2 separate regions of the Mus musculus genome follow, and region 1 is linked to region 2. A link is a loop called in an ENCODE intact Hi-C map of the cell type or tissue named here. Cell type or tissue: heart. All regions are shown on one strand. Each heading gives the region's core, and the rest is flanking DNA. Links, peaks and the distances in the headings are about the cores only. Region 1 holds the start of Agap3 (ArfGAP with GTPase domain, ankyrin repeat and PH domain 3). Region 2 holds the start of Smarcd3 (SWI/SNF related, matrix associated, actin dependent regulator of chromatin, subfamily d, member 3).

Region 1 (15,802 bases), core at 3,939-8,938, 150 kb after region 2:
AGTCCTGGCTCTGTGGCTCATAGTAGGGACTCTAACTCTGCAACACTGAGGAAGTCTTTGTGTTGCCTCCAGGACACAGCTGAAGACCAAGGAGCACGGAGAGCTGGTAGGCAGCACGGCTGACCCATACCTGCTCACCTTCTTGTCATACTCAGCCGTGGCAGACGCCAGGGTCTACCTGACAGTACAGAGAATGTGGCAGCATAGGCTGGTGCTCAGGTGATGAGGGGCAGGAAGGCATCTATCTGTCTTCCCTAGCGCCACCAGCCTAACAAGGTCAGAGCTCCCCTGCACCTGGGCCAACATGACATGTGCTAACAGCTGGCCAAGGACTCAAAGGCACATGTCGAGGGATCTACTCTTATGAAGACCACTCCATATTCTTGCCTGAACCCTCTTGGGCCACCTATGTCCTGCAGAAGAAAGCACCAACTCCCATGGTTTCTTGAGCTCTTAGAAGATAGAAATGGATAGCTACAGGAGAGAGCATTAAAAATTCCCTCCCAACTAACATGGACACCCTTGGACAATGTGCAGTGGGACTTTAGATCACTCGGCTCTAAATGGACTGTCTTGAAGTTCTTCCTTCAAGGCTCAGGGAGCTACGAACAAATAGTGGCTGACTGAGTGTACGAGATAGAGGCCATGGAGGAGTCCAGGAGAACGGTGTCTACCAGATGCACACCTAACTCAGACCGTGAGAGCATACCCGTGACCTGCATAGGTTCAAAGCACGTAAGGTCCCAGTGCTGAGAGCCAGAAGTGGATGCAGGCTCCTACCCCTAACTAAGAAGCCATCTACAACTGATAATCCCCAGCAAAAGAAAACTTTGTTCTCTCCAATATCGTGTACTAAGCACACTTCAAGGCATGCCCCACGCCCAGGTCAGCACAAACAAACTCAATGCTGTTTTTGTAGACTTTTTGCCTCATTTTGTTTTCTTCAGGACTTATTTTCTTATTGATCTTTTTGACTTGTATGTTTTAGTTTCTGGTTTTGTGTGCTTATTCCTTTATCTTTTTTAAAAGGCCAAGAAAAAGAACAAAAAAGAAGTTGGGTGGGGTGGGGGGCTTGGGAGAAACAGGAAGAGGGGAAAACACCATCAAAATAGACTATGAAAAAAGGACTTTTTTCAATTAAACAAACTTCCCTCCCCAGGGTCCATTTCACCCATCAACTGTCCCCTATGAACAGAGGCTAGGCACAGAGACTCACTTGCTATATACCCTGAATACCACATGTATGTTTACAGACCACTCCTAACACAGTGGTGGGAAACCCTCCAACCAGCAGGCCCAGCTCACACTTGAGAAGTGACAGCAGGTGGTCCTTAGGGGCACAGTCTGCTTCCCTGATGAAGGAGATAAAACAGACACTGACCCTAGAGCCAAAGATGGAGGGAGGTTTTCCTGAGGTCATAGTCTGGAAGCACGGTCCTTTCTAACCTGAAGCAGGCCTCTCAGCTTTGCCCTGGTTTCAGAAAAGCCAGTTTCATTACTACCACTGCAGGTGCCTTCTGAGCCAGCCCTTACTGTGTCTCTTCTCCCTCCACCCACTTTGTTCCTCTGTGTTCTGAGGTCCCAGATGTAACTGGGCCACCTAGGAGGAGTTCAAGAGACAGACTGGGAATGAATACTCTTTGCTGCCTACCAGCACTCCACATGGGTGTCCTTTCTCAGAATTCCTAGAGCCCTTGTGTGAAGTCCTACATAAGCAGCCATGCCCCCAACAGGCCCTCCCCACTGAAACAGTAACTGTAGGAATCACAGCGACAGATGTAGGTTCCAACCCATTCCTGACCTACAAGTTAGGGCCGCTGGGAAAAGCCTATCTTGGGCACTGCACAAGACAGCAGACCTGTGGCAAAAATCCTGGCCAGAGTGGAGACGACCATGAACAATCAGCAAAGTCAGGATCGGGGCTTCCATGCCCTTTCCTTAGGGCAGGGGTTCAGCAAGAGAAATCTCAGAACAATGGGGAATGCAGCCGTAACATTAACCTCAGGCTGCCCAGGCAGATACTGTGGCTGGAACCCTCTTCCTGTTGCTCCCTCTGGCTTTCCCAAAACACCTGGCCCCTTCTCAGCCTAAAGCAAACAGGAAGAAGCCCCATTTCTTCCTTCCAGTTCCTTTGGGATACCCCTTAGCCTGGGTAGGAAGGCAGGCGGAAGGGGAAGTGCATGAACGAGGCTGAGAACAATCCAGGGAGAGCAGGAGTGCTCAAAGGGACTTCTCCCGCTCTGCGGAAACACAAACCCCAGGGAAAAACAAAGGGGTTTCATGCAGCAGACAAAGCTGGGTTCCTGCATACACAGTAACAGTCATATGGCACGCACACAGAGGCACGGTCCACTTCCAGCCCAGAACTCAAACCGGAAACTGAGCTGGGCTGCAGGCCCCACTGCCCCATCCCTGGCAGACATATACCTGCTCAGACCCACGTGTAGAGACCCCTAGAACTCTCCTCCCAACACCTTCTCTGGGGTCCTTGATGGCCAGGTCTCCCTGAGTCTCCTTCCCCCACTGAGTGCCATCAGGAGAAACCCTGGTGTGCATGCATTCTTCTTTCTAGGACGCAGCCCCAGCCGCAACCAAGAGACTCAACTTTTCCTTGGGAAGGAGAGAGGCTGGGTTAACACTGGCCCCTCCCATTTCTGAGGGTCAGTTTCCCACTGGTGAGGCTGAGTGACTCAGAGCTTCTGCACATTCTATTCTCTAGGCCCTGGTGGTGGTTTCCTTCATTCCCTGGGGATAAGCGCTGGACAGGTGTTCTCTCTTGAGTAGGAAAGGAATTTCAGTGTTTTAAATGGTTCTGGTAGTCACCTTCTGATAAAACAGAACAAGCCCTTCACCAGGGATTAGCTGAAGGAAGGTGAAATGTTAGCCCCTTGAAGCACAGGCCCCTGGCAGCTCTGTGTGCATGTAACATCCTACATCTGCTGGGCTTCACACAGAAAAGATCAAGATGTGTTATCACCCTTCGCTGGACAAGGTGGGAGCCCTGCCCTGTAGAACAGGCCAATATGGTTAGGCAGATGGAGAAGTCTACTGCAGGGAGCACACAGGGCTGAACACTGGAATAGGAGCCTGATTGGTTAGGCTCCTTATTTTTTATTTTACTTTAATTTTTAGCCTGCCTACAGTGGAAAAGTTGGGTCGACAGAAGTGTGGGAGCCTGTAGGGCGGGGGTAAAAAAACTGAGTTCCTAGGAGAGGCTGGGAAGCGAAGGTGAAAGAAGGCACTGGGAGGCTTTCCCAGACAGATGGGACAGGGACAGGCCGGGGACAGCAGAGCAGAGGGCTGTGTGTGTATGGGGAACAGCTGGGTCAGTCTGGTGACAATGATCACCAAGGCCCAGGATTTCATCAAGGTGATACAAAGCTTCCAGGCTAAGCAGATGGGACAGTGGGGTACTTCCAACCCTCAACGGGGAAGTTGCTCTGGGGGAAGGCTCTAGAAAAACGCTGCCTATCATGTTTTACTTAGGACAGAGATCAAAACCGGCCCAAGTACTTCCTGGGACCATGACTCGAACAGAAGATGCCCAATCTGGTATGTGAGTAGGGATGACTGAGGTCGTTAATAATACTGATAAACAGGAACTAGGTGCAGAGCCTGCTCAGCCTGTCTGCTCCCTACTCTTGAAAGTCTCTGGACAGCTGATCCCCCAATACATACTTTCTCTCTCTCTCTCTCTCTCTCTCTCTCTCTCTCTCTCTCCCTCCCTCCCTCCCTCCCTCCCTCCCTCCCTCCCTTCCTCCACACACACACTGGTGGCTGCACACACACACACTGGTGGCTGTCCAGTAAATTGCTTCAGCCTCCTAAAAAGGCACGGGAAATCATCTTGGGAGTTGATGAGGAACTTGACACTTCCTCTAGGAACAGGGAAGCTCAGAGAACAGTCTCTTCCGGCCTCACCCTCTGAATCTAAGGGAAAAAACCCCACCTCATCTCTCCTGAAGACCCTGGGCTCACACTAATGCTACCTCCCAATCCCCAGCATAGCAGTGATGCCAAGTCATTTACTCAAATCCATGTTAATGAGTTTTTTCTGTCACCTAATTAGTTCACAGTGAACTCTGCCTTGAAAGGAAAGAGAAGAAAACAGGCTGGGAAAAGATCAAAAGGAAGACAGCTGGGAATGTTACAACAAAGGGGCCCAGATCTAAAGGTGGAGGGGGGCTCTACTCACAAAAGATCAGAGACTCATCAGCAATGGGTACCTCAAAAAAGCAAAACAGGCCTGTTCAAGTACAGATGGCTCCAAAGCCTCACACTAGATGGGAGCAGGATCTAAATTGAAGGACCCAAGTAGTGGACATGCCCTTCCTAATTCCAAGTCAGCAGCAACTAGCCTTGCTCCCTGCATTGCCACTAAGGCGGAACCCACCACCTGCTGGTGGGCGTCCCCCTTCAAGCAGAGTTGGAAAAAGAAGCAGATGGACCAAGGCGAGGCCCATCTGTCCAAGCTTGCTAGAAGGTCAACACTGCCACTGGGGTGCCTGTTGCTACTGCCAGCCAGCCTCCACTACACCAAAGGTTGTGGGGCTTCTTGCCAGCAGTGTGCCCCCCAATTAACGTGCCTTTCAGTTGCCAGGGTTCAGGCCCATGTGCCCACAGAAAGGAACATTAGTAGGAGCAGTGCATGGCCTGAGGTTTACAGTCCCCCTACATCCAGGCCCGACCTCCCTGGAGGTCAGTCAGCATCCTGACATCCACATGGATGCCTGGGGGTTAGAAGGGACTGGCAAGCGCAGAGGGTTCATCCAGAGTCTCCCACGCGGCCACAGCTCCCCAGTCCTGCACCCAGGCCAGGCCCGCGCCCGCCCGACCGCAGAAGCGTGGGGGTGGGTGTGCGTCGGGAGAGGGCGCCGCGGGGAGCGCCACCCTCCAAAGCCTGCAGGAGAGGCCCAGGAAGGCTGCCATCCACTAACCCAAAGCTCTCTCTGATCCTCCACCCCTACAGCCCGGCTGGGCCAGGGCAGCTGCTAAGATTACTCTCAGGCATTAGCCCCACCTTCACGACCCACCAAGGTCTTCCGTCGCACCCAGCGAGCCTGACCGTGCCTAGCCAGATGTGGCCCCAGGCCCTCCCGGTCTTTGGCGACTCAGCGCATCAGTCCTTGGAGCGACAACCATCTTCACATCCCAGGTCACGGAGGAAAAAAAACAAAAAACAAAAAACGTGTCCACTGACACTGGACCGAGCCCACCGCCCCTAAAAAAAAGTGTTCCTGTATGAGACATGGAAAAACCTGGACTAGGGTTCTGCAGTGGGGGTTAGCAAACCGTGAACCTCAGCTCCATAAGACCCCTGAGCGCCAGAAAGGGGCAGGGCCGAGGCCGTGAAGGACCCTCGCCCCCCACCCGCCACCGGCCAGCGCTGCAAAGGCCACCGCGTCTCAGCTCCCGCAGGCCCCCGGCTCCGCTCACCCTCGATGGAGATGACGTGCTCCCGGATCTGGTTCTGCAGCGCCAAATCCTCGATTCGCTCGATCAGGTCGTAGATGGCGTAGATGTTGGGGTGTACCGACTCGAAGCGTTGGATCTCGGCTCGGATAGCGGCCGAGTTGGAGAGCGCGAACTGCTGGGGGGGGCCGCCAGCCAGCTGCTGCGAGGGGCCGCCACCCCCGGCTCCGGGCCCCGCGCCGCCGAACTGCCCGCCGCCCCCCGCGCCGCCGCCGCCGCCGCCGCCGGTCCCCGGAGCCGCCAGGCTCTGCTGCTGCTGAGGACTCTGGCCCCCGCCTGCCTGGAAGTTCATGGCTCCGGAGGCGCGGGCCCCGAAGCGGGCCCAGCCAGGGCCTGGGGCGGCGCGGCGGCGGCGGCGGCGGCAGCGACCAGGCGCGCGGGGCTGGCGGAACCCTAACTACTAAGCGCGCGGCGCCGGTCTAGCGCATGAGGCCCGGAGCCGAGGCCAGAAGGCGCGGCCGCGCACGCTGGGGCCGCCGCCCGGCGTTTACCCGCGCTGAGATCCCGCCGCCTCGGAGCTGCCTCCAGCGGCAACAACAACGGGACCGGGAGCGCGCGGCCCGGGCCCTCCCCCCGCGTCATGCGCACGCACCGCCGCCCCCGCCGGCTCCGGCACACGCAGCCTAGCCCCCTCCCAGCCGCCCCCGCCCCTCCAGCGTCGCCCTGCGCCCCCGCCCCTCCTCTCTCGCAAGCGCCTTAGCCTCCACCCCCAAGAACCGCGTGCTGGCCGCGACGCGCGGCCCCACCCACCCGCGTAGGCCCTTCCGCCCGCTAACCCGCCCCAAAGCTAGACAGAAGCCTCGAGGGCCTCCCGCCTGGGGACACGATCACGCTGTCCCCACGTCCGGCCAGCTGTCATTGCTACCTCTCTACGTCGCTCTAGGCCCGTGTGGAATCCTTGGGCTACTCAGAACTGTTCTCTGTGCCTGAGGGTGCTGATAAGTGGGACTGATTGGCGGAGAAGCTCGCCCAGGGGCGCCACCCTCTTTCTTTTAGTGCTGCAGCAGCTCCTCTGTCTCCAGGCCTCGAGGTCAGCCCTAGGGATCTTGCCAGGGTTCTCTTCCCTGGCTCTCTGCCCCCGACCCCGGCCCCCGGGCCCCCAGTCTCCACTGTCGACTGCACCTGAGAGACTGGGACGGGCTCCCCGTTCCTATGTCCAGTTCTCTCTGAGAGTTTCACTCAAGAGACCCTGCAAGCTTGAAACAACAGCGTCCCAATTCTTATCTCCCAGTGACAGCCCTCTCCCAAAAGACCCTCCCTGCCATACTGAAAAGGGCCCATTGGTTCATTACAGAAACTCAGCAGAACCCACATGGGTCTCATAATTTTTCTTGACAGACCTTGTCTTTTCTTGATAGACCCTGTCTATCCTATGCCTTCCTAGGGCCAGAGATCACCCTTCAGTGTCCCAGTTCTTCTGTATTCCCATTATCAAAGTTGTCTTCAGCTGTGTTAACCCACATCCCCAACACAGATCCTCAAACCTGGAGGTGGCATGTGCAAGGGAATGACCCTGTGGAATAAATCTGCTAGAGGATGCCAGGTATCATGATGTACACGTTAGCCCAGCACAGGGGCCATACAGTAGGAGGATTAGTTCAAGGACAGCCTGAGCTTAATAGGGAGTTCAAAGCCAACCTGGGCTATATATGACCTTTTTTTAAAAAACAAACAAACAAAAAACCCAAAACCAGCTGAATCTGAGTACATGACTAAAGTCCTGGCGTTAGGAAGGCAGAATCTAGATCACCAACTCTGTCTCAAAAATGAAAAGCAACACTAGGCAGTGGTGAGGTGCACACCTTTAATCCCAGCAGAGGCAGGGGCAGCAGATCCATGAGTTGAAGACCTGCTAGGGCTACACAGAAAAACCCTGTCACAAGAAAAAAAAAAGTCTTATTATGTCTGAAATAATTATGCTATGTCAGGCATAAATGTTTCAAGGTTTGTATAACCCTCATCTAACTTTGATGTAGATTATGGTCTTTGTGCATTTTGCCTTTTAACTCTGTACCCCTGAGCTTGGACACCAACAGACTTCAGAGATGAAAAGCAACTCTTGGTCTGACCATTAATAAAAACTTAAAACTTTTAATTAACTTAATCAACATAGTAATCAATATGACCTTAAGGGGTCAGTTCACCATTGATACATGTCCTGCAGACCTCTCTGCTGAGCCTTACTAACCCTCCTGGGCAAATGCTCTACACATAGCTCTATATGTGTATGGTGTATCCCCTGTGTGTGTACATATATGTATTATGTACAGACAAGTACCTGCTGCCTGTGAAGGTCAGTATCCTCTGGGACCGGAGTTATAGAGACTCTTGAGTTGCCGTGTGGTATAATGAGAAGTGAGCCTAAGTCCTCTGAAAGAACAGCCACTGCTCTTAACCGATGAGCCATCTTTCCAGCCCACATGTCATCTTTTTTTACACTCATTTCCACTTCAAAGGGCAACTTGGACTTTTCCCCAAAATAAAATTTCCTAGTATTTTACTTTTTACACACCTTCCCATATTTCTCTTAGTTTCCAAAGGATCAGGCACAAACCAATCAACTCCCAACTATTGAGTGATGCGAGCTTCTATCTGTATGATGTTAGGAATGTCTTGTAAAATTTCTGGTCTTAATCTGAAAACTGAAGTAGTTCAACAAAAATATAGCTTTTCTCATAAAAAAAAAAGTATAGTTCTACTTTACAATTCTAAAACTAATATTAATACTCTGGCCAGGTGGTGGAGGTGCATGGTTTCAATCCCAGCACTCAGGAAGCAGAGGCAGAAGATCTCTGTGAGTTCAAGGCCAGCCTGCTCTACATCAAGAGTTCCAGGTCAGGGCTACATATAGAAACCCTGTCTTGAAAAATAAAAATACAAACCAACAAACCTATAGCATCTCTGTTAGATTCTTAGAATTGGCAGCAAGAAGTTCCCCAGAACTTGAGAGGGAGGGAAACACTCCAAAGTGCTGCCCCAGCCACCAGCACATGCCTACCTTAACATTCATTGATTGTCTATCTGCATATCTGTTCCTCTATTAGTATGTATCAGTGAGGGCAAGGAGAGAAAGCATTATATGCCCAGTATCTTGCACAATACCTAGCATATAAAACATATATACTCAAATATAGCATAAATGAAGAAATATGAAGAAACTAGACAGAAGTTAATTCCTTACTTTATAAATCCAAACTAATGTGCCCAAGGCAATATTTGATCTGGTCTTAATCTGAAAACTGAAGTAGTTAAACAGAGGTCCCATCCATAGAAGAGCAGAGTAGGTTATCTTTAATTAAGACTGGACTGGATGGGGCTAGAGACATGGCTCAGGAGTTAAGAACATTTGCTGCACCTGTTGCTGCTCTTGCAGAGGACCCTAATTCGGTTCCTAACACCTACATGGCTCCAAAAAACTGCCTATTACTCTAGTACTTCCTCTGACCTCCAGAGACGCAAGGCTTGAGTGTGGTGTACTTAAATATACTCAGGCAAACACCCATACAAATATGATATACAAACCCTTGTTTTTAAAAAACTAATTAGGGACTTGTTCTGCAAGCATACGGGCCTCCATTTGACTCCTCAGTATTCATGTCAGAAACCAGGCTTGGGAGCCTCTGCCTGTACCCTTAGCATAAGAGAACAGAGACAAGTCACACAGACACACATGCATGTGCAAACTCCCAAGTCAAAACTGGTCTGTAAAATCTGGGATTCAAGATTTCTGCAGATATTGGAGTCAAAGGAATAAGAAAAAATCTACAGAGATTGGCTGTCACAGATCCATCGTTATATCCTTTATGTGGAAATACTTTTTTAGGGGTGGGAGAATAAAACAGGGTCTTTCTAGGTGACCAAAGTTCTCAACCTCCTAATTGTCCTACCTCAAACTCCCAGTGCTGGGATTACAGGGCTATGTCACCATACTTAGCCAGTTTCTCAGTTTACGTTTTGGTGAAGCCAATGCATTAATACTAGGCGAGCAAAATACAAAAAAATACATAAATTTTACAGAGCTGTCATACTTATTTAATAAAACGAGTTTCTTCTTTCCAACTGACCTAGAAGAATTATACTTGTTCAGAGATTAAATAACCCACCAGAGATTATATAGCTGATGAGTGTCTACATGAGACCGCAGGATGTACACTCAGTTCCAAAGTCTATGCCATCTTTACAATCTCATAGGGACACAGTGCAGCAGAGGCCAGGAGACAGCTGGCGTCAGGCACTCTCCCTAGCAAGTGGGGCAGACAACCTACACCTTCTCAGCAACAGAGTCAATTTAGAAAACCAAGCTGCTTTTTGGCGTCCACAATGACACAGGCTTGGCTGGGTAGTGGCCACCTGCGCTTCCCAGAGCCTTCATCACTGCATCACCAACGCGGGTGCTCTGACATGCTGCAGGATGACGTTGGTGTCAGGAGTGACAGATGCTCCAGCAGCTGGCAGCGGAGATAGAGTTTCTTGCTGCTGACCAAATCTCTGTGGACAAGCAGAAACCCCAGGGTCCTTCCCGTGGGCCCATCGACGATCCAAGGGTACCGGCAACATCTGGTCCAGCCCGGCACGTGGGTTCACAGGGAGGAGGGCGGGAACTAAACAGGGCGAACTACAATCCCCACAATGCTCCCGGGCCGCGGCAGCAGGGAAGGAGAGGGACCTCAGGTGTCTGCGACCTCGGTGCCTTCGGCCCGGAAGTGCCCGAGGAGCCGAGATGGAGCTGGTGGAGCTGGGCGGTGAGTCGCTGTGCGTGGCCGCGCCCACCGGGTCGCCCCAGGCCACAGCTGGGACCTGCTTGCCCCGCCCCGAGATAGCTGGTGCCCTCCAGTAGCTCTGGGGGGCGGGCAGATGGGAGGAGTGATGGAGTAGTCGTGGGGAGGGCTAGGTCTAGGTTCTCCCCGAGGGATCAAGGGTCTGGAGACCTCTGGGTTTGGAGCCCAGGAGGCGCTGGGAGACTGCTGCGGGGTGGGCTTTGGGTGGACCCGAGAAGGTGCCGAGCTGAGTAGACAACTCCCAAGACTCCAGATTGGCCAAGGGTGGAGTTTGACATTTGGGGTTGTCTAGGAAGCTTTGGGAAGTGGTCTTTGTTGTGGGTGGGGTTTGGGTAAATGGTAAGGGGGAGGGCAGGGGGCTAGAGAGACACTTTTATCAGAGAAACTTAAGCGACAGGGCATCAGATGAGCTTTGCTATAAATAGGTGAAGGAGTGAACTTTGGGATGAAGTGAACCAAAGAATAGGTAAGCTTCTGGGTAAAGTTTGATGAAGGTTACATTTAAGGAGAGGGTTGCTTAGAAAAGCAAGGCCCTTTCTTGAACGTAAGGTTTCGGTGAATCGGGTGCTGAATGAAGATCTAGAACTCAGATAGCAAAGCTAGCACTTGGAATCTGGTGATGGGAAGGGACGTTACCCAAAAGCCAAGTTTGGGACTACAGGATGCTGCATCCTGGGTGCGCAAGCACACACAATAACTAGGACAGTTGAAGTTGGAATGACTTCTGACCAGGAAGTAGCCCCTCACCAGTTCTTTGCACCTCTCTAGCTCCTTAGCACCTCTGGCAGCAGCACGGGTGCCATGGCCTTGATTGAAGGCGTAGGCGATGAGGTGACTGTCCTTTTTGCGGTGCTTGCTTGCCTTCTGGTGCTGGCCCTCGCCTGGGTCTCAACACATACCACTGAGAGTACAGACCCCCAACCACAGCCGCCGGGGACCACAACACCAGCACAGCCCAGTGAAGCCATGTCAGCCTCTGACAGCATCAGAGAGGAGGCCCCAGGGGCTGAGAGTCCCAGCCTGAGACACAGAGGTCCATCTGCACAGCCAGAGCCTGACACAGGGGTCACAGCATCAACACCTCCAGACTCTCCGCAGGAACCCCTACTTCTACGGTTGAAATTTCTCAATGACTCTGAGCAGGTAGCCAGGGCCTGGCCTCAGGACACCATTGGCTCCTTAAAAAGGTAAGCTGGGAAGAGGGTAAGAACAAAATGCTAAAAATGGGGTGGGTGTCTATAGAAGGGTCACCCTATGAAGCTCTCCCTTATTTTCTGTTTGAAAAATCTGTCTCCTCACATTATACACCATTCCTGTTAATCTGTCCCCCAGAGGCCAGGATCTGGGTGGTCAGGTGTAGGGGTGGTGAAAATTGGGATTGGTCCTCTGAACAATGGGCCAGGACTGCCTGAGGCCTGCTCTCTTACCCAGGTCCCTCTCTCCTCAGGACCCAGTTTCCAGGCCAGGAACAGCAGGTTCGGCTCATCTACCAAGGTCAACTGCTAGGAGACGACACTCAGACACTAGGCAGTCTCCACCTGCCCCCCAACTGCGTTCTCCACTGCCACGTGTCCACGAGAGTCGGTCCCCCACATCCTCCCTGCCCACCGGGGTCAGAGCCCGGCCCCTCCGGGCTGGAAATCGGCAGCCTTCTGTTGCCCCTGCTGCTTCTGCTGCTGCTCCTGCTCTGGTACTGCCAGATCCAGTACCGGCCCTTCTTTCCCCTGACCGCTACCCTGGGTCTGGCCGGCTTCACCCTGCTCCTCAGTCTCCTGGCCTTTGCCATGTATCGGCCGTAGTGCCTCCACGGGCTTTTGGCAGTGTAGCCAGCCCCTCTGGACCTCATTCCCCAAGGCGCAAAGGGAGCTGCTGTCTGCCCAGGCCCACTTCACCCGCTGCCTGTCTTTTCCCACTACCCTGGAGCCCAGCTTTGCGCCGCAGAGGACTTCGGGTGTTAGCGGAGGCCGCTCCGTGTGATCTTCATAGCTCTAGGCCATCTCCTGGGGCTGCTGGACCTCAGCCTTCGCTGGCAGTGGGCTCTTCTGGATCAGGCACTTGCTGTCGCTGCCTTGGCCGCCAGGGCACCCCAATGGGCCCATCTTAGTGTGCTGACAGAGGATCTAGATACTTCTAGTTTCAAAGAGCTGCCTAGGCTGAATTGGAAACTGGTGGACTGGGAGACTGGTGAAGGGGAATCGAGAGGGGCAGAGTTGTTTTCTGGAATTTGTGCAGATTAAAGAAACTGTGACGTTTTCCTACCCAGTGTGTCTGTGTGTTGCTTGAGGGTGGGGAGCCCTTGTTCTACGAGAATGGAACCTGCCCTAGGTCCTGAGTGCTCAAGCTACCCCAGGGCTGGACAGAGGACCGCCACTCCCGGCACCTTTCAGCGCAAGCTCTGTGGCCCCGCCCCCGCGACGTGCGCATTTCCCGGAAGCGGAGGGCGGGGCTCGCGGCTCCTCTGCTCGCAGCGCCTGCTGGGAGCCACGTCTCCGCCGCCCTGGCGCTGGACTGCGATTGGCGTCTGGGGGCGATCCGGGGGCTGCTGGGAAGATGGCGGACTCGGTGGCCCGCTGATGAGGAGGCCGCGGGGGGAGCCCGGCTCCCGGGCCCCAAGACCAGCTGAGAGAGTGACCTACGCGGGGCCCGGGGAGTCATGTAGGGTGGCGCCTGAGGGGCGGACCTCGGGAGGGCGGCGGGAGCTGGTGTTAGTGGTGGTGACCACGGGCTGCTCGCCTCTTGGGGCCGGGACAGGGTGTGGGGGCCCCTCCCGCGGACAGCATCAGCTCCGCGCCTTGGCAGATAGCTCACTCGGGCTCGGCGCGCGCCCCGCGAGCTTGCGCTGTGTTCTCATTTCACTAGTGAGGAGGCTTAGGCAGAGAGGCGAAGACATTAGTTCAAGGTCACGCAGCTGGTAAGTGGGAGCGCCCAGCATGGGACCCAGCACCGGCCCGCTACTGAGCCTGCGTTCCACCCACCCCGCCGCCGCCGCCTCCTGCGGGACGGGGAGGTGGTCTTCAGGGCTCATCGCCCGGACCACCGGGGCTCCCAGGCTGGGTGCGACCACTAGCCCTGTGAATGACCTCAGGCTTAACCTCTCCGCCGCTCTGGGCCTGTTTCTCCGCCTGAGAAATGAGGTAACAGCCCTGAGACTCCTCATCAGCTTGCACGGAGCATCGAAGGCGATATGCATGTGAAATGTGAATAGAATTGCACTGAGCACACTTAAAGAATTAGGGTTTCTGTGTCAAGGAATGGGAGAAGAGGGGCAGACTGGGTAAGAATACCAGGGCAATCACACGGGATTTTTTTTTTTTTTAAACTTCAGGCCCTTTGGATGGGGAGTCAGGTAAGGACTAGATAGCATATTTTTCCCCTTGGAGGAAACCTCACCTGGTTTTCTGGGCCACCCCCTCAGGGTCTCCACCACCCAGCTCCATGCTTCGAATCCTGCTCTCTGCCCAGACTTCCCCTGCTCGGCTGTCTGGTTTGCTGCTCATCCCACCAGTACAGCCCTGTTGTTTGGGACCCAGCAAGTCCGGGGACCGGCCTTTTGGAGGAGGCCCTGTGCAAGGCCTTCAACGGCTTCTGGAACAGGCACGGAGCCCTGGGGAGCTACTGCGATGGCTGAGCCAGAACCCCACCAAGGTGCGAGCTCATCACTACCCTGTGGCACTCCGGCGTCTGGGCCAGCTCTTGGTGTCTCAGCCTAGGCCCTCTCCTGTGGAGCAGGCCACACTGCAGGACTTGAGTCAGCTCATCATCCGAAACTGCCCCTCCTTTGACGTTCACACCATCCATGTGTGTCTCCACCTTGCAGTGTTACTTGGTGAGGAGGGTATTGGAAGGTGTGGGTGTTTCGGGAAGAATAGAGGAAGAGAGAGCAGTAGAGGACCCAAGCCATTGATAAAACTCATGTTCCCATTCACCTCCCCAAGCACATTTGCTGATTGCTCTCTGTATCCATGGTGGATGTCCAAGTCAAGCAGCATCTTTCTAACTGCCGGGTACTAGGTTCTTCCTAATACAGTGCTCTAGGGAGCCACAGACGTATAGTCTGTTATACTCGGCACAAGGTGACTTTTGTATAAGGCTTTCCCCACACACTGTTGATACATCATGCTCACATGATACCAAATCACTCCACTGAAACAAGTATTTTCCCATTCAAGAAACGATGACAAGGAATTTGGGGACTCATTCACTCCACTTGGCAAGATGGCACACCCCAGCTCTCTTACCAGGATGGTCTTCATCCCTCTCTCAGGCTTTCCATCAGATGGACCACTCCTGTGTGCCCTCGAGCAGGAGCGCAGGTCCCGTCTCCCTCCAAAGCCACCCTCCCCACATCGGCCTGCCATCTATGGTGGTCAAAGGTTGGAAGTGGCCCTGAGCTGCCCCCGTTTCCTGCAGTACCCTCGTCAGCATCTGATCAGAAGCCTGGCAGGTGCCAAGGGTTAAAGGCAGAAGGGAGGCAAGGGATGAGATGAAGCCACTGGGATGAACCACCTGGGCTAGAGTGCAATCTAGCCCACAGGAGTCTTCCTTGAAGACACTGTATGACAGGCTGTTCTTCACAGAGGCAAGGCCAGAAGAACTGACTCCTCACGTAATGGTGCTTCTGGCCCAACACCTGGCCCGGCACCGCTTGCGGGAACCCCAACTTCTGGAAGCCATTGCTCATTTCCTGGTGGTTCAGGAAGCCCAGCTCAACAGCAAGGTGGGCTGGCCCCCCACCCTTCCACGTTTCTCTGAGTTGTCCTTAGCAACTTGGTCAGGCCCAGCCCCTATCCAGCTTGTTTGGCTTCTCCTGGAGCAAGCATTCCAGCTAGGCTGTGTTCCTTACCCCAGGACATCTGTCTCTTGCTCACTGGTTTTCCAACTCCCATAATCAGTAGAGTAGTATGTCTAAGGCCTTGAAACTTTCCAACGCTCCTGCATAGCTGCTTAGTTCTGCTCTAGTCCTGTGAGCCATACCCCACAGTTATGTTCCTACTATGATATGTAGCTCAAGACACTGCTTAAGCTGCAGAACTTGGGGCATGTGCTGATACGGAGGGCATTCTGCCTTGAAAGCAATTACTGACTCAACCAGGCCTCCCTGAGGTTGTACCTATCAAACATGCCAGAGAGCTTGGCATAGTGGCATGTGCCTTTAATCCTGGCACAGCGGCAGTAGCAGGAGACTCTGGGTTCGAGGCCAGCCTGGTCTGCATAGCAAGTTCCAGGTTAGCTTTAGAGACATAGAAAGACCCTGTCTCAAATGGGAGAAAGTAAGAAAGACACAGAGCGGAGTTTCCTGCTGGATAATGTTGCCTTTTTCTGCAGGTGGTACAGAAGTTGGTCCTGCCCTTTGGGAGGTTGAACTACATGCCCCTGGAGCAGCAATTTATGCCCTGCCTTGAGAGGATCCTGGCTCGGGAAGCAGGGGTGGCACCCTTGGCCACAGTCAACATTTTGATGTCGCTGTGCCAGCTGCAGTGCCTGCCCTTCAGAGCCCTGCAGTTTGTCTTTTCTCCCAGTTTTATCAACCACATCAATGGTATGCACACGAA
Region 2 (15,802 bases), core at 4,211-9,210:
AATGTCCAGCAGTATTCAGAGTAGCCACCACAGTCAGTCGCCCTGGGGCAGGAAGTGTTAAAGAGGCTGTGCTTGGCACCCTGCCCCAAATGCCCATGGTGCCAAAACTGAGAAAACATGTTCTATAGCTTCAGTTTAGAACATCACACCATGGTGTCTGCAGAGACTCACTCAGGACCATGAGTTAGGAACATAGAGGAGCACAGGACAAGGCAGGGAAGCAAAGCCAAGTTGTCAAAGCCCTGACCCAAGACAGTTGATTAACAGGTCAGAGTGGCCAAGACACAGACCAGTTCTAGGAGAAAGGCCTGTTGCTGCCTACTCCCAGTATAAGGAGATGCAGAACCCAGTGTTGACCATGAGGTCCTTGGTCATGGACACACCGCATAGCCCCCGAGGATAGCTTACTTGATAAAGTGCTTACCATGCAGGTATGAGGACCTCAGATTGATCCTCAACTCATGTAAAAAGCTGGGACATCCTAGCACACACTGCAGCCCCAGTGCTGGAGAGGCAGAGATATAGGTCCATCTTAGGGTATGCTAGTCAGCTTAGGGTGGGCAGCAAACCCCAGGCAATTAATAAACACAGAAAGTCAAGATAGACAGCTCCTGACCTCCATACGCATGCACACCTGCATATACATGTGAATATATCCACACACAGAAACACACACTCGGGGAGGGAGGAAGACTCTGTAGTGTGTGTGTGTTTTTTTCATTATTATATGTAAGTACACTGTAGCTGTCTTCAGACACACCAGAAGAGGGTGTCAGATCACATTACAGGTGGTTGCGAGCCAACATGTGGTTTCGAGCCAACATGTGGTTGCTGGGATTTGAACTCAGGACCTTCGGAAGAGCAGTTAGTGCTCTTACCCTCTGAGCATCTCTCCAGCCCCTGTAGTGTGTTCTGTATAACCAGCATCTTGCTATGCACATCACTTCCTGAGGGCTAGAGTAGGGCCTCTGAGTTCCCCAAGCTTATGCTTCCCAGGTAATGCTGGGAAGGCAGGATGAGGTGGCGTGCCCTTCTGGTGCACAGCAGCCTGGGGTGAGGGACAGGGGGATGTGTGAGCATGACTCCTCATGTACATGCTTCCTCATGTTACACAGATGCACACACGTGTCCAGCTGTAATCCAGATAGAGCCATAGAGCAAGGAACTTGTTACAAATTTAACCAAGATTTTTTACACAGGAGCTAAGGAGACCACCATGAGTGCATTGCTATTTCTTTACCTTAGCCAACTTGGTGGTAACTTTTTGAAGATTTATATTCCCAATGTTTGAAACAATGTGCTTGAGTTTGGGGTGAGGTGTTTAAAAGATAATCAAAGGTAAATCAACTTAAAGACAGGCTTATAGGAGTCTTGATTCTCTCTGTGTGTCTGTCTGTCTGTCTGTCTGTCTGTCTCTCTCTCTCTCTCTCTCTCTCTCTCTCTCTCGGGTGTGTGTGTGTGTGTGTGTGCACGTGCATGCGCACGTGGTGTTTGCATGTCTATGTATGGTGTACATGTATGTTTGTGGATTTGGTCTGTCTATGTGAGTGGCTGAACCCATTGTTTATGCAAGTGTGGAGGCAGAGGTTGGCATTAGGTGTCTTTCTCTGCTGGGCTCCACTTTATTTTTGAGACCGTCTCTGTATGAGCCTGAGGCTCACTGATTACCTAGACTAGCTGGCCAGCTAGCTCGAGAGATCTGTCCACCTCTGCTTCCCACATGCTGGGGTTTCAGAGGTCCTTCACTGCGCCCAGATTTGTATGCATGTTCTGGGGATAGGACCCCAGGTCTTTATTCTAGCTATCTTCCTATCTCCCCGGCTCTGTAATGTCCTTCATTAACAAAGCAGATGTGTGGAAAGGGGGTAATGCCCCTTTCTCTGCAACTTCGGACAAGTGTGCCTTCCACAGGAGATTCTGGGGCAGTAGCTTGAGATGAAGGGGAAACCCAAGGACCTCCATCCATATCAGGAGATCTGGCATGCAGCCCTGGTCACAGCGCAGCGACTTTGGCAAGTCACATGGCTTCTGAGAACACCATTCTCTTTATCTTTAGATTAGAAACCCTCTCCTGCAGGCAGGCGCCTGAGGTATCTGTAAGGAGAAGGCAGGTCCATGTGTGTGAAAGTGTTTGGTCAACAGTAAGGAGTCCTGTGCAAATGAAGCTGTGTGGTTATCACGGAGATAACACTGGTTCCAATAGCAGCCTCACCCAGCAGGGAAGGAAGCATACTGCAGATCCCAAGCTGTCTGCCTTAGGTATCCTCATCAGCAACTTTGATTGATTGCAGCCTTTGTGAAGCCCAAGATACTTGAGAGTTATCAGCAAAGAAGACTGATAAAAGGCTTACCTTCTGGGAGCCTGTACCCTAAATGGGTAGGGGGTAGGGGGAGTGGTGGAGAGAGAGTGTTAACACAGGAGGGGGGTTATATAGACTAGGGGAGTTGGGGAAACTGAGCAGGGTAAAAGCAAGAAGAAACATGGAGGGAAGAGAGAAGATGCAGGTTTCTTTTAATTCATTAATGTATTTACTGATAATGGACAGAAGTGTACATGGGCCACAGTGCACAGGTCTGAGGATAGCTTACCCCAGCCAGTGCTTGTTTGCCCTTCACCATGTGTGCTCTGAGGATTGAACTTACAGCATGGAGGCCCACACTCAGGCCCCTTGAATTATCTCTCTATATTTGTTTTATTTATATGAGACAGGGCCTCCCTTTCAGCTGCAGCTGACCTGGAACTGGCTGTGTAGACCAGGCTGGCCAGAAACTTGTATAAGTCAGCCTGCCTGTGCCTGTGCCTGTGCCTGTGCCCGTGCCCCTGCCTCTGCCTCCCCAGTGCTGAGGTCCAAGCTTTGCACCTCCCTGCCCAGCCTACAGTTCTCAGTAGGGAGACAGACTGGGTCTGGGTGGGAACAGATCTTCAGGGGTGTGAGACCTGCAAGCAGCGGCTCCCGAGTAGAATAAGGAGCAAGGTGAGGTGAGGCTGGAAGAGATCCATAAGAGGCCACGAGCAGCCCAAGGGAAGATCAGGAAGCCAGAGCAAAGGCAGAGCCTGGGGGCGGAGCTCAAGCATCCACAAAAAACATCCTTTTTGTTTGTTTTGTTTTGTTTATTTTTGCTTTTGAGACAGGGTTTTATAGCCCTGTCTATTCCAGAACTCACTCTGTAGACCAGAACTCACAGAGATCCCCTGCCTCTGCTTCCACAGTGCTGGGATTATAGGTGCGTGCCACCACCCAGCCTGTTTCTAAATCAATAGTGGTTTTCCCTGATGGGTGATAGCCTGGTCTTATTCCTGAGCATCGTCAAACTGAACAAGTAAAGCCTCTGCAGGTGCAGGAAAGCCGGAATCTCCCTGTTTTGCATCCTTCCTATGCGTGCATGCAAGCGCAAAAGCAGTTTGCAGTGTTGAGTGCACTCAGATTGCAGTGTCTGGAGCAGGCTGGGAAGCTGGCCACTTAGCATTGGTGGTGCTGACCCAGAGGAAAGGGGAAATGGTTGGATTCTGGACCCAGAGCCAGGGGAATATTTCTTCAGGTTGGATGTGGGTATGAGAGAAAGGTAAGGTTTTATTTACTGTGGCTCCGAACATGGGGACCTGGGCCATTGGAAGATGGAAAGAGCAGAGAATGAGGTAGAACCATGGGATTAAATTTGAGCAGTCTGTTAAAGATCTGAATGGAAATGCTAAGCCAACAATTAGAGAGGAGTCTGAAGCCTGGGAGAAATGCCTGGGTTATGGGAAATCTTCAGAGGCCGACACACGGTACCAGTGGGAGCAGGCCTCCAGAAGGCTGTGGTACCCGTGGGTGAGACCTAGTGGAGGACCACAGGAGCTGGATCCTTTGGAGGTGCTTCAATATGGAGAGGGAACATGAAGAGCAGGACAGATAGGAGGGGCATCCAGGAGACAGGAGGACAGCAGAGAAGGAAGCAGTTTCCTTGGTCAAACATTGTATAGTCTGCTAAGTAATACAAGGCCTGGAAATCAATGGTAGTATTGGACAGTGTGGAGTCCAGGGTGTTCCTGATGGGACACTCTCAGTGGGGTGTGGAGCCACTGGAATTTGAGTTCAAGACAAGTGAAGATAGCAAATGTGGATATACTCCTGAGAAGTCTTTTCACAATTGGGAGAAGTGGGGTGAGCAGAGTCCTTTGCAGATGGGGAAACAATACCATGTGTGCTAGCAAGAAGGGTTCAATAGAGATGGATTATCGATGGGAGGGAAGCAAGTCAAGGGGTAGATCAAGAAAGGTCAAAAGTCAATAAATACGGAATAAAGTTGACCTGGGTGTGACGTGTTTAACGCACATGAGGCCCTGGCTCAGTTCATCAATCTGTGCCTTCCTTGTATTCCCAGAGTTCACTGGGGGGAGAGTGGGACACCAGACAGCATTCTGTCCAGAGATGAGGACAGCTGTTTCTCCCAGGGAGGACGGGGCATTCCTAGGGGCACAGTGTTAGACATAGGGACATGAGCAACCCTCCAGGAAACCTTGGGGCTTCCTAGCAACAAACACTGAAGACTCCACCAACATCTGCAGACATAGCAAGCAGAAAGTCTGGGATATGGTGTGGTAGACTCGCCTTAGAGCATCAGACCCATGAGGCTGGCAGAGGGAGGCCTCAGAGGCTACTGTGAGACTGATGGGCTGCCGCACCAAAGGGCTCTGAGCTCTAGAAGAGAGAGGAGAGAGAAAGCATGCAGCTTTGTGTACCCAGGCCCAGGCCATCGTCCCTCTAATCTTCTCATATTTCTAAGCCCCAGACTCTAGCCAGACCTGTAAGGTGCCCATCAAGGAGAAGGAGGTGGGTTGACTGTGTATGGCACATCCTTTTCTCCCAGGGAACTGCCTGATTTCAACCATTAGTGCAGTCTGCCTACAGGCAGAGCCACCGCTGGGCTGCAGTAAGCTAGCACCCTTCAAGACCCCCCAGAAACATGGCCCCACACATCGCCCATTTCCTCAGAGAAATGTGCACCTAGTCTCAGTGGCTCCCCCTTTTTATTTATTTATTTTTACAGTGCCTTAAGCTATTTGGAGTGACCCGCTCCAAGAGACCACCTAATTAATGGAGGCCTTGAGGGGGATGAAAGAAAACTGGCTGTGAATCCAAACCCTGCCTTCCCTCTAGGCCAGCGGGATGCTCAGAGCCCCAGAGGCCAGCTCTGCGCTCCTCCTGCGACCAGCAGCCTCAGCTCCCCGATGTTTGCAGTTCATTGTGTGTGCGGTGTGTGGGGGTGGGAGGGGTGTCAAGGAGCGTCCCATTAGACTGAACAAACCCACGCAGGCAGAGCGAAGGAGGATTGTGCATCAGCTAACCTTTATCATGTTCCTGCCCACGGCGCAGGACCCTGGGGACCCCACGGTAAGGTCTTTCCCTTATGGCAGGGGCCCCATGGCATGGTATGTGGTGTTGAGGGTACAAATGAGGTGTGGCAGGGAGGGGGCAGAGAGTGACTCTAAGGAAAAGAGGGGAGGCAGGTGTCCCTGCAGACTTCACAGAGGAGTGGCTGGCAAGCGGTTCAGGCCTCTGTGGGAACAGCACCCACTGGCTGTGGGGATATGTCTCCATGTCTCTCTGCCCCCTCCCTGCCAACCCTTCCCTCGTTTGCCTCAGTTCTTTTCTGTCTGTGGAATCCTTGGTTCTCTGAGCAGGGAAGGTCCTGGGATCCCTGGGCCAAGGCTCTCTTTTACCCCTGAGGAAGCAGGAACAGGCAGATAGAAGCAGCTCTTCCAAGGTCATACAACTGTTTCCGTGGCCGATTTTTTCTTTGTTTTTTGTTTGTTTGCTCATATTTGCCGTGTGTGTGTGTGTGTGTGTGTGTGAGTGTGTGTGTGTGTGTGTGTACATGCATGCAAAACTAACACAGAAAGGCAAAGTCACACAGAGAGACAGCCCCCTTTACAGTAGCAGGCGGTGTGCTGGGCACAGATGCATTCTGAAAACGAATAGGGAGGTGCGCAGGCACAGGGACCACTGTGAGTGATTCCCCCAGGACTAGAGCTGAGTCTCTCAGGTGATGAAGGAAGTGGAGGATGTTGGGGTCTCAGAGGTCTCTCCTCCTACTTCTAGAAACTGTGACTGGTCCTAAGTTCTAGCCAGAGTTCCCAAGGGACTTGGAGCTTATTCATCAGACTAGGTCCCCTGTCATGTCCTAGGATTTAGTGACCAAAGGAGAAAGGTTAGGGACAGGCCAGGTCACAAATATCAGGAGACCTGGCAGTTAGAGTTCCAAAGGGTCTCTCTTCACACTCCCCACCCCCTGATAAAATTAGGGTAATTGTTTTTCTCTGAGGGAAGTTTTACTGCTGGGGCGAGGGAAAGCTGACAAGAGAAAGGGGTCTGTCTCTATGGCAAGATGTCCTTTCTCCCTCTTCGCTCCTTTGTTCCTCTTCCACTCCCTCCCTTCCTCTCCCCAGCTAGCTTCCCTTCTTTCCTTCTAGCCCTTCATTCTCCCTTTCCCACCCCCTCAATTCCCCCCTGCCTTGTCCCCAATCGGGACCTCCACAGAGGGCGGGAGCACAAGACTCTTGGGCTCCGGCTGGGTCTGGGTGGCCATCTTCCCGCAGAGAAGGAGTTAAATCTCTTCCCTGCATCCCTCCTCCCTTCTCCGCCTCCCCTGGCCGCCGTGGAGTCCTGCAGCTGGGCCCTGGGCTGACCTTCACCGGGAGGGAGGCCGCAGCGCGCATGCTCGGTCTGGGGAGCCGTGCGGGCGGAGGGAGGGCGGTGCGGGCCGGCGGCCGGAGCCCCCAGTGCACCGGCTGCGGCCGCTAGCTCCGCACGGTGGGGGGCGAGGCGGCCCGTCCGTCCCGCAGGCCGCGGCGCAGCGCTCCCTGCGCGGGGAGCGGCGCTTTGCCATTTGGTGCTGGTGGTGCTTCTGCGAGGGAAGGAGAGATGGGGGGACGACAGGGGGGACTCCAGCTCCGGGACGCAGCGCGGCCGCCCTCCCCTTGCCCCAGACACGCTCTCGGCCTACCCGGGTGTGGCCTGCGCCCAGTCTGGTTGGAAGAAGGCCGGGCTCTTCGCGGGCACTGTGGGCGACGTGTTACTGCCCAGCACCCTGGTGGCACCGAGGTGGTGGGGTTACTGTCCTTTGTGAGAAGGTCTCCCTGGCCACAAGTCCCCCACTAGACCTGCTAGAAGAGCATGTTAATGTGTCTGCTCACTTGTGAACGGCCTCTCATTGTATGGGATGTGGGGAGGCCAGAGTGTGCCTCTATGTGCAAATCCATGTGGCTCCTTGTCCCTGTGGCAGTATGTGTGCTCCAAGTTGTGTGGTTTTTGTGAAGCATAATGATACCCCCAGAGGGCCAGCTCCAAAAGGACCTGTCTGTGGGTCTGACTGGTGTGCCCCGTTCCCCTAGTCCTGGCATCTCCCACAGCTTTCTTCACCACCAAGGCCTCCCAGGCCTGGTGCCCGTCCTTCAGACGTTCCACCCACAAAGCTAAGGTGACAGCCGCCTCCTGTCTTCTCCTCAGAGGTGGCTCTAAAAGTTGAGGACACCTAGCTTTTCCTAAAGCCTAGAGTTGTCCACCCCACTCCCAGAACCTCCAAGGACTGGGATTTCCAGTCCCTGCTAGGAGCAGAGGTCGGGGTAGCTGCAGTGACTCACATCTTCAGGTAAACGGCCTATGTTCATTGGCCTGTTAAGCTTTGCAGATGTTCTCAGTTTTGATGTTGTAGACAGAGCCCCTGTACCCAGCCAGGCTGCAGAAAGCGTGGGCCCAATGCCATTTCTGCCTTTAGGAGTCACAACCTCCTTGGGAGACCAAACACAAAACACCTGAAGTGAAGGGCACATGAGGCATTCCGCCAGCCCAGTTTATGGGCAAGATGAATGAATGATATGGGACATTTGGATAAGACCAAAATAGGTTCCCGTAAGCGAAGCAGGGAACCAGGGTCCGACCTGGGTCTTAAAGGATGGGACAGGCAGAGAGTGCAAGTGGAGGCATTGCAAAATGCCTGAAGAGCCTTAGACCAGGGGATGAGTGGGGTGGGGGGAGTGTTGGAGGTGAGCTGCTGGCCCTAAGCAGGTTATCTTTCCAGCCACCACCGTTACTGTCTGCTGCTGCTGGAGTCTGCCCATCCTGGAATACTGTCCCCCATAGCATCTAAGAAGATGTTTTCTCTAGTCTTTCACGGTGACAGTGGCCACCTGAAAGGACAATGACAGCTAGGCATACTAACAGGACCTGCAGGAAACAAAGATACAGGCCAAATAGACTGGGAGAGCATTCCTCTGCTCCTTATCCTGACCCATGAAGACATTCTGAAGGGCCAAAGGTTAGGGTCCCTCGGTGCAATGGGTCTTGAGGGCTCAAATTGTATGTGTTCCCACAAGTTCCCTCAGGCATTGTCCCTCTCTCAGCGGCAGCCCCAGCTAGCCCATAAACCTGACCCTTGATTGTCCTGAAACCCGCGGACTCCTCCTTCAGAAGGTGGGGACAGGCGTGGCTTGTGGAATGGGCGGAGCTTGGGCTCAACCTAGGGATCTCAGGATTTGTCCCCTCCTTTCTGTTCTTCCTCCCCTCCAGGGATGGCCAGTTCTATCCACACTGTCCCATTTAGGGTTTCCTCGTCTTCCTACCCCACACTCCTGCTTTCTCTTCGGTTCTGGGGCGGACTTCACCAATCCCGAGCTCTCTGGGTCTCCGCGCCAAAGCCATCAAGCCCTGCTTGCCTCACCCTTTCCTCCTACCCACCCAAGTACCCACCCTGGATCCGCGCCATTCCTCACAATGTACTCCTCCTGTTCTCATGAGTCCAGTCCATGTCCCCTTTTCGGAAATATTTCCCCTATTGCCCTCACTTTCTCGCACAGAGACAAACAAAGACTCACAAGCCCAGAAATAGACTCCAACAGAGCTGAAAGACACAGGCCGTGTCCTGCCCCGCACGCACGCGCGCAGGCTCGGCGGCTCTTGTGAAGGGAAGCACACAGACTGGGCGTTTGTCAGTGCACGCACATAAACATCCACACCCACAGCCTCTGCGCCGTGCCACAAAAGGGTGCAGACACACGGTGTGCGAGACAAGGGCACACACATCTGCGGGCGCCCGGGAGCCCGCCTAGCCCGGCACACCCACCGCGCTGGCCCTGGGACAGGAGCAAGGCCTGCTTCGGGCTCGGGTTCCCCCCCAGATTCCTTCCAGCAAATGTTTCCCTACTTGGCCTGCCTGGTCCCAGGGGAAAGGGCCTCAGAAATGCTGCAGGAGCCACTTGGGGGAAAAAAGTTGGAACTGTCTGTTCCCTGCCTGGCCATGTCGGCGAATTCCCTAACCGAGAAACTATTTGTGGCGAGGGCAGAGTGGCTGGCGAGCCCCTTGTCACCTCCCGTGGTGTTCCCTCCCCGAGCCGCCACCGATGGGCCCCGGGCGGCCTGGGCGCAGCGCAGCTGCCCATCGCGCAGCCTCCGGGCAGATCGGCTCGTCTCGCCGCTTCTGTGCGCCGCTTGGACCACGCGGAGTGCACAGGAGGGCCGCTCCGTCCCCGGCGCGTCGCAGGCAGACCCCGGGCCGCCGGACTATTTCTGTCTTATCAGTGCAGGAATGCGGCAGCCGCGGCGGCGGCGGCGGCGGGCGGGCGGCGGCGGCGGCGTGGGCCGTGGGCCGTCAGGGCAGCCCTGAAGGGGCCCCCTCCCCACTCCGCTCGAGTAGAAGTGTGAGAGAGCCCAGCAGGACTCAGAGGGGAGAGTTGGAGGAAAAAAAAGGCAGAAAAGGGAAAGAAAGAGGAAGAGAGAGAGAGAGTGAGAGGAGCCGCTGAGCCCACCCCGATGGCCGCGGACGAAGTTGCCGGAGGGGCGCGCAAAGCCACGAAAAGCAAACTTTTTGAGTTTCTGGTCCATGGGGTGGTGAGTGGGGGAAAGTTAGCGGGGGAGGGTGAGCGAGCTGGCTCGGGCTGAATGGAGGGATGATCGGGAGGGGCCGCCGGCGCGCTCCGGCTCTCCCACCCCTTTGGTTGAGGGGCGCACGGTCACGGCCCAACCCTGGGACCTTGCGGGCGCCCTGGCATCCGAACACGTCGCCAAGCGGTCGGCTGGGGATGGGCGCGCGGCGGCCGGGAAGAGAGGCGTCGGCTTGGGTTCTTCTCAGGGGCAAGGGGTGGGATGTGGGCACCGTGCCTCCCCCAAGAGGGGGGTCCCCTCTGTAACTGACATGTCTCACATTCTTTTACTGGTGGGCTCAGGTGTTACCCCTGCCCTGGGGGTGGGGGTGGGGTGGTGACTCGAACACACAGCTAGGGCAGGGCTGCCTGTTGTCCCTGTTCATCCTTTGGGACAGGGTCACTCCGACTAGGTCTGAGCAGCTAGGAGCAGGTGACCTAAGAGCAAAAGCTCTCTGCTGAACAACCTCTGCATCCTAGCAGGAGGGCCTTGAGGACTTGGCCCTGCTGTCAGAGCTGAGAAGGGTCTACTTGTGAGACCTCAAGTTAAGCAGTCAGAAGATCTCCTTGGCAGGCTCAGCCACCAGAAGTTGATGACCTTAACACCTCAAAGGTGTGAAGGAGGGGCAGGAGTTGGGGACATGAGGCCTAGAAACCAAAGGGATAGTACTATACCGTTCTAACACACACACACACACACACTCACACACTCACGAAGACATGTGAGGAGTCTGAGGGTACCCAGGAACCTATTGAGGTGGAGAGCCTGCTGTGAGGAGCTCTAAGCCTGGGCATATGGAGGGAAGAGTCAGTCATATTTACTATGGCCAAATTTGGTTGTGACTCCAGGAAGCACCATTTCAGTGAGAGGCAAGGGCCCCCAGAATCTGACCCTTATGAGGCTGTTACTGATGGCAGGCTCCTGGGGGCCCCTAGAAGCCTTCTTCTCAGGGCCTCATTAGACCCAACAGTATCAGTGGCCTTGATGAATAGGAGAGTGGCTGATAGGGAAGAGGGCTTCTCTGTGGCAGCCTGTTCTCTAGCCATAGGGATCTCTGGGGTATAAATTCCAAGGCAGCCCTATGGGTTAGTGGAGTTACCAATCCTGACCTAGCTGCTTAAGAGTAGTTGCTTTAAAGACTACCATCCAGTGAAGAGGCTCTGCATATGGAATTGAATGTGGTCAACTTGGTAGTTCGGTTCTTGGATGATTAGAGTCCCCTCTATAGTGATGGAGAATGGCTAGGCTTGAGCTTCCACGCTGGTGACATTGGTGCTGTGAGTGACAGAGTCAGGTGGAATGGGGGAGGCAAGTTCAGGGACAGGCCTGTTTGACTATAGAAGAGATGGGCAGAGACAGCTGCTTGGCTCTGGGTGGAGACCTCAGAGGTAAGCAATGTAAGAGGAGAAAGGAAGCCCAGGGTTAGGGTTAGGGCTTCTTAATCCAGGGGGCAAGATGAGAAGGGTGTGTGTGTGCATGGCCTTCTGTAGCCCAGGCTGGCCTCAAATTCACTATATATCAGAGGGTGGTCTTGATTTTCTGCCTTCACCTCAAGATTAGGATTATAAGTATGTGCTATCATGCCAGGCGGTGGTGGCGCACGCCTTTAATCCCAGCACTCGGGAGGCAGAGGCAGGTGGATTTCTGAGTTCAAGGCCAGCCTGGTCTACAGAGTGAGTTCCAGGACAGCCAGGGCTACACAGAGAAACCCTGTCTCAAAAAAAAAAAAAAAAAAAAAAGTATGTGCTATCATGTGCAGTTTATTTGATGCTGGGGATCGAACCCAGAGCACCACATGTATTGCACAAGCCCTTAACCAAGCTACATCCCTAGCCTGAGATGGTAGTGTTTAAATAATAGGGGTTTCATTCCCCTCTCCCTAATACCCTTCCTGGTCTAGGTCCCCAAGCCTCAGCCCCCTTCCTGGGCTTGGACAAGTGAAATCTGAAACACTCCACTTGCATTCACATCTCATCTCTTTTGATTGACTGCCCAGAGCTGGTGGCCAGAGAAAATCAACCTGCCTCATTTCCCTCCAATTTCTACCCTTTCTGGGATATTGTGAGGAATAGGTTGTCTCTGATGTGGGCAGATGGGAGGGGGAAATGGATACTGCTACAGATGCTGCTTCCTTCACATCCCTGCACTGGCAGTCCACTTCTAGTCCCGTTCCCCACTTGCCACTCAAGAAAACCTGGCAGAGTTTGATGACACCAGACCCGCAGGTCCCCTTGCCCAGTCTCTTGTATCATCTTGGGAGAAATAAAATTAAAGAGGCAGGTTAAGTCAGTGGGTGTGGAGACCTGGAGTTAGCTGTACCAGTTATGTTTGAGATTGAGGTGCCAAAAGCAGGGGGCTCCGAAATGGAGATAGGGGCTCAAGTACAAAACACATCAGACCCAGAAGTGGGGTGTGGAAATGGAGAATGAGGGCAGGAGATCAGCCCCTCCCTCACCGCAGCGAAGCAGCGGGGAGCAGGGCCCGCCAGGTGCTGCCTTTGCCAGGAAGAGCAGGGTGACCTTGGTGAGGTCGCTGTTTTCTTTGAGCCCCAGTTGCCCCATCTGTCAAGTGGGGATGAAAAGACCTGCTCTGACTGGCTTGCAGAGAACCGTAAGGATATGAACATCCTTTGAAAGGTTGAAAGGCGCCATTAATATTCATTTTGGGGGTACCTTGCACGGCTCTGAGACTCGGCTATGCTCTGGGCAATTTCCTGGCTTCAGTTAGCTTCATGCAAGGAGACGCTGAGCCCCCTCCTCCAGAGCCGCGCAGATTCCCGCGCCCCCGCCCCTCCCACCAATCACTCCCACTCATCGCTCAGCGCAGGGTTACCAACCCAGGGTCTTGGAGAGGGGCGGGAACGCAGGCACGCTGGCCTGGGGGTCGGGACCGAATCTGACCTGCCGGCGCCTGTTTCTGCTTCACCTCCCGCCCCACCCCCCAGCGCCCCGGGATGCCGTCTGGAGCCCGAATGCCCCACCAGGGGGCGCCCATGGGCCCCCCGGGCTCCCCGTACATGGGCAGCCCCGCGGTACGACCCGGCCTGGCCCCCGCGGGCATGGAGCCCGCCCGCAAGCGAGCAGCGCCCCCGCCCGGGCAGAGCCAGGCACAGGGCCAGGGCCAGCCCGTGCCCACCGCCCCAGCGCGGAGCCGCAGGTGAGTGCCCCCCAAAACTCCGCCCCCCCGCGTGAAAGGGCGTGCAGGGGCGGAAGGCAGAAGCCTCAGGGACCAGGTGGGTGAGTGGTGGGGATGGAAAGCTAAGGAAGGGTGGTAGCAGCGACCAAGTCATTCTAGCTTGGATGTTCTCTGGAGAGGGCTTAGGGGGCACTGGTCTGGTTCTTTTGTGTGCCCACAGTGAAGACAGGCTGCAATAGTCGGCTGCCAGTGTCCCTTCTCTGCACGCACCCTTCATTCCTCTGCTTGTCACCTGATAAATCCTTTCTCCCATCCTGTACCCCAAGTTCTGGGAGATGCTTCAGTCTTTGGGGAGAGGCAAGGCTGGCAATAGACCAAGGGTTGAGTTTTAGCTGTGTGTTTTCTAAAATGTAGTCCTCTGGTACCTCCGGGCCAGTCCCGAGTCCCGGGCTGCGTCAGAGCCCCTCTAGATTTCTGCAGCCCTTATCCTTGGCAGTGGGCATGAAGAGGGCGTTATAACCCCTCTGAGGGAGCAATTCTGCCCCCAAGCCACCGGACCAGCTTATTTCCTCGTCTGAGAAGTTAGTGGCACTCCCATGGTCCCTGCTGGCTCTTGGCAAGAGTTATGCCCCTATGGGCATCGGTATTTAGCCAAACACACATGCTTCCTTTTGCACAACAGATGGGTTCTTATACAAGGTGTAATATCAGTTCTACTTCATTATTAAATAGTTTTTTACGCATCAAGGAAAATCATAGGCATCCCACAGTAAATCCTTTTACAAAGTGAATCATTATCTTGTATAGCAAGTAATTCTTTGATTTTTTTATTTTTTTATGTATAAGTTAAGAGTTTTGTGTGGACAATTTATTTGAAATAAATCAATCCTTTCATGAGAGGCTTATCCAGCCTAAGAATGGTTTTTTTTTTTTTTTTTTTTTTCTTTAATGAGTTGCTTGACTAGGCATAGAGTGGATTTCTGGATAGAGAGGGGGCAGTGAGTGAGAAAGCCACATGGGGGCAGTGTAGAGCTATCTTCTAGGCTATGTGTTCTCTCTTGGTCAGCCAAGAGAGAACATTGCTTTTGAAACAGAAACATCCAATACCAGGTGCTATCTACCCTAGGTTCAGCCACATTGGTTCCAGTGCTAAGTCAAACTCACATAGAACACTCCTGCACACTACCAGGGTTCTTGTGACTGTGGTGTGGCCCTTGGTTGGCAGATGGTCCAAGACCACAAGCGTTTCCTGCCCTTAAACAGTCCCTTCCAAGCCCAGAGCCATTGGAGTGCCAAGTCCCACCACTTCACACCATGGTGGCTCAGGAGCTCCAGGAACCAGGTGGAAGAGTCACCTCTCCCCTCCTTGGAGCTCGGGCTCTCTTGGCAGGAAAGGCTCCTCAGAAGCTATCTTCTCTCTCCTCTGTCTTCCCCGCTTCCAGGCTTTTTGCAAACACTTCTGCAGTCCCCATGTTTTGGCAGCATCTCCTCTTTCACTAGTTCCTCCTAAGTCTGAATTTCTCTGGCTCTGAGGATGTGGCGCGGTATAAGGTGGGGGCAGGGGGTACCGGGCCAGAGAAAGGATCTGCTTTCCAAGGGAAGTACCAGCTCCATGGCCCTGCTGTAGCCCTCAGACAGGCAGACAAGCAGGCTGTGGGAACCCCAGCCAGCGGGCGGAGATGTCGGGATAATTTAGCAGGTGGCCTCGTTACTCCCAGATCTGTCGCCATGGTAACCTGGTTTTTTCTTTAAAAAATGTACAGTGCCAAGAGGAGGAAGATGGCTGACAAAATCCTCCCTCAAAGGGTGAGTTCCTTTCACAGCAGCCCCCAGCCAGCCCCCACCCCTTTGCTCCTCCATCTTCCCCTCCTTCCTTAGGAGCAAAGCTTTGGGCTCAGCATCACAGCCACTTTCACTTTTTGTTTTAAAAGCTCATTAGGAAGTGAGGCTCCCTTTTCGAGAGGGTGGGGCTGGACTGAGGGAGGGAGCTGGAGAGCCACGGAGGGAGGAGGGGCAGATCACAAGGCCTGAGGTTCAGGGGGCGGGATGCCAGTGGTCCAAAGGCATAAAGGACAAAGAAGGGACCAGAAACTGCTGAGTGGAGGGAACAGAAAGTAGCAGGAGAGCCTGGACATGTAAAAGGGACAGCAGGTGTGGAGCTCCTGAGGCAATCTACACCACCTCCCAACTATCTGGGGTACCCAGAATCACTTAGCACTTTTCAGGGACCCAGGGTGTCTGTATGAGTAGGGGGCGATAGGATGAGACTAGGCACTTGCACCTGCTGGGCTGCCAGTCGCTGCTGCTTCCTGGTGATGAGATGCATGAATTGTCCTGGAGGGAGAAGCAATTCTATCCGCACACAATGAGGCTATATAATAAGAGTCCCGGGGACAAGTCCTATCTACACTCTCAGGATTCCACAGCCTGAAATCAATTGGACAGCTCCCTACATGTCCTTTGTGTCCTGAGATCACACAACAGACAAACGTTCTGCAAGATGGTCTGAGGCCTGCTTCCACCTTGTTCCTCCTCCAGATTCGGGAGCTGGTACCCGAGTCCCAGGCTTACATGGACCTCCTAGCATTTGAGAGGAAACTGGATCAAACCATCATGCGGAAGCGGGTGGACATCCAGGAGGCCCTGAAGAGGCCCATGAAGGTGCCTTAGTGTGGCAGTAGGGACAGGCACTGTCCAGTAGGAGGAGGCAGGGGACCCTGGGTCGGAGGACACAGCCCTTGTCCTGTACTACACTTTATTTCCACAGC

What was found. Peaks named below come from ENCODE experiments on the same cell type or tissue, not always from the same donor. Only the 100,000 strongest peaks of a DNase experiment are listed, where the experiment ranks them.
Region 1: it touches region 2 in a loop (2.6-fold over the local background); 1 of 42 quality-filtered maps calls a loop at or near these places.

The regions. Positions count from the first base shown.
Region 1 is chr5:24,442,169-24,457,970 of GRCm38, reverse strand. Agap3 (ArfGAP with GTPase domain, ankyrin repeat and PH domain 3) reads right to left here and starts at 5,794. Exons shown (of 18, transcript NM_139153.2): 1 at 5,437-5,794. The coding sequence starts at 5,764. It overlaps Fastk (Fas-activated serine/threonine kinase), which reads left to right and starts at 12,736. Exons shown (of 10, transcript NM_023229.2): 1 at 12,736-12,905; 2 at 13,666-14,076; 3 at 14,515-14,694; 4 at 14,828-14,967; 5 at 15,576-15,789. The coding sequence starts at 12,824. It overlaps Tmub1 (transmembrane and ubiquitin-like domain containing 1), which reads left to right and starts at 10,125. Exons shown (of 3, transcript NM_022418.3): 1 at 10,125-10,214; 2 at 11,019-11,437; 3 at 11,698-12,508. The coding sequence starts at 11,052. The coding sequence ends at 12,049. In heart, for the core only: CTCF peaks have their summits at 4,885 and 6,002; DNase peaks (open chromatin) are centred at 3,940, 4,780, 5,490 and 6,140; H3K4me3 peaks cover 2,888 bases; H3K27ac peaks cover 3,140 bases.
Region 2 is chr5:24,595,845-24,611,646 of GRCm38, reverse strand. Smarcd3 (SWI/SNF related, matrix associated, actin dependent regulator of chromatin, subfamily d, member 3) reads left to right here and starts at 9,645. Exons shown (of 13, transcript NM_025891.3): 1 at 9,645-9,866; 2 at 12,844-13,055; 3 at 14,798-14,840; 4 at 15,573-15,695; 5 at 15,802. The coding sequence starts at 9,789. In heart, for the core only: a CTCF peak has its summit at 6,635; DNase peaks (open chromatin) are centred at 6,666, 7,436, 7,746, 8,466 and 2 weaker places; H3K4me3 peaks cover 3,962 bases; H3K27ac peaks cover 4,614 bases; H3K27me3 peaks cover 442 bases.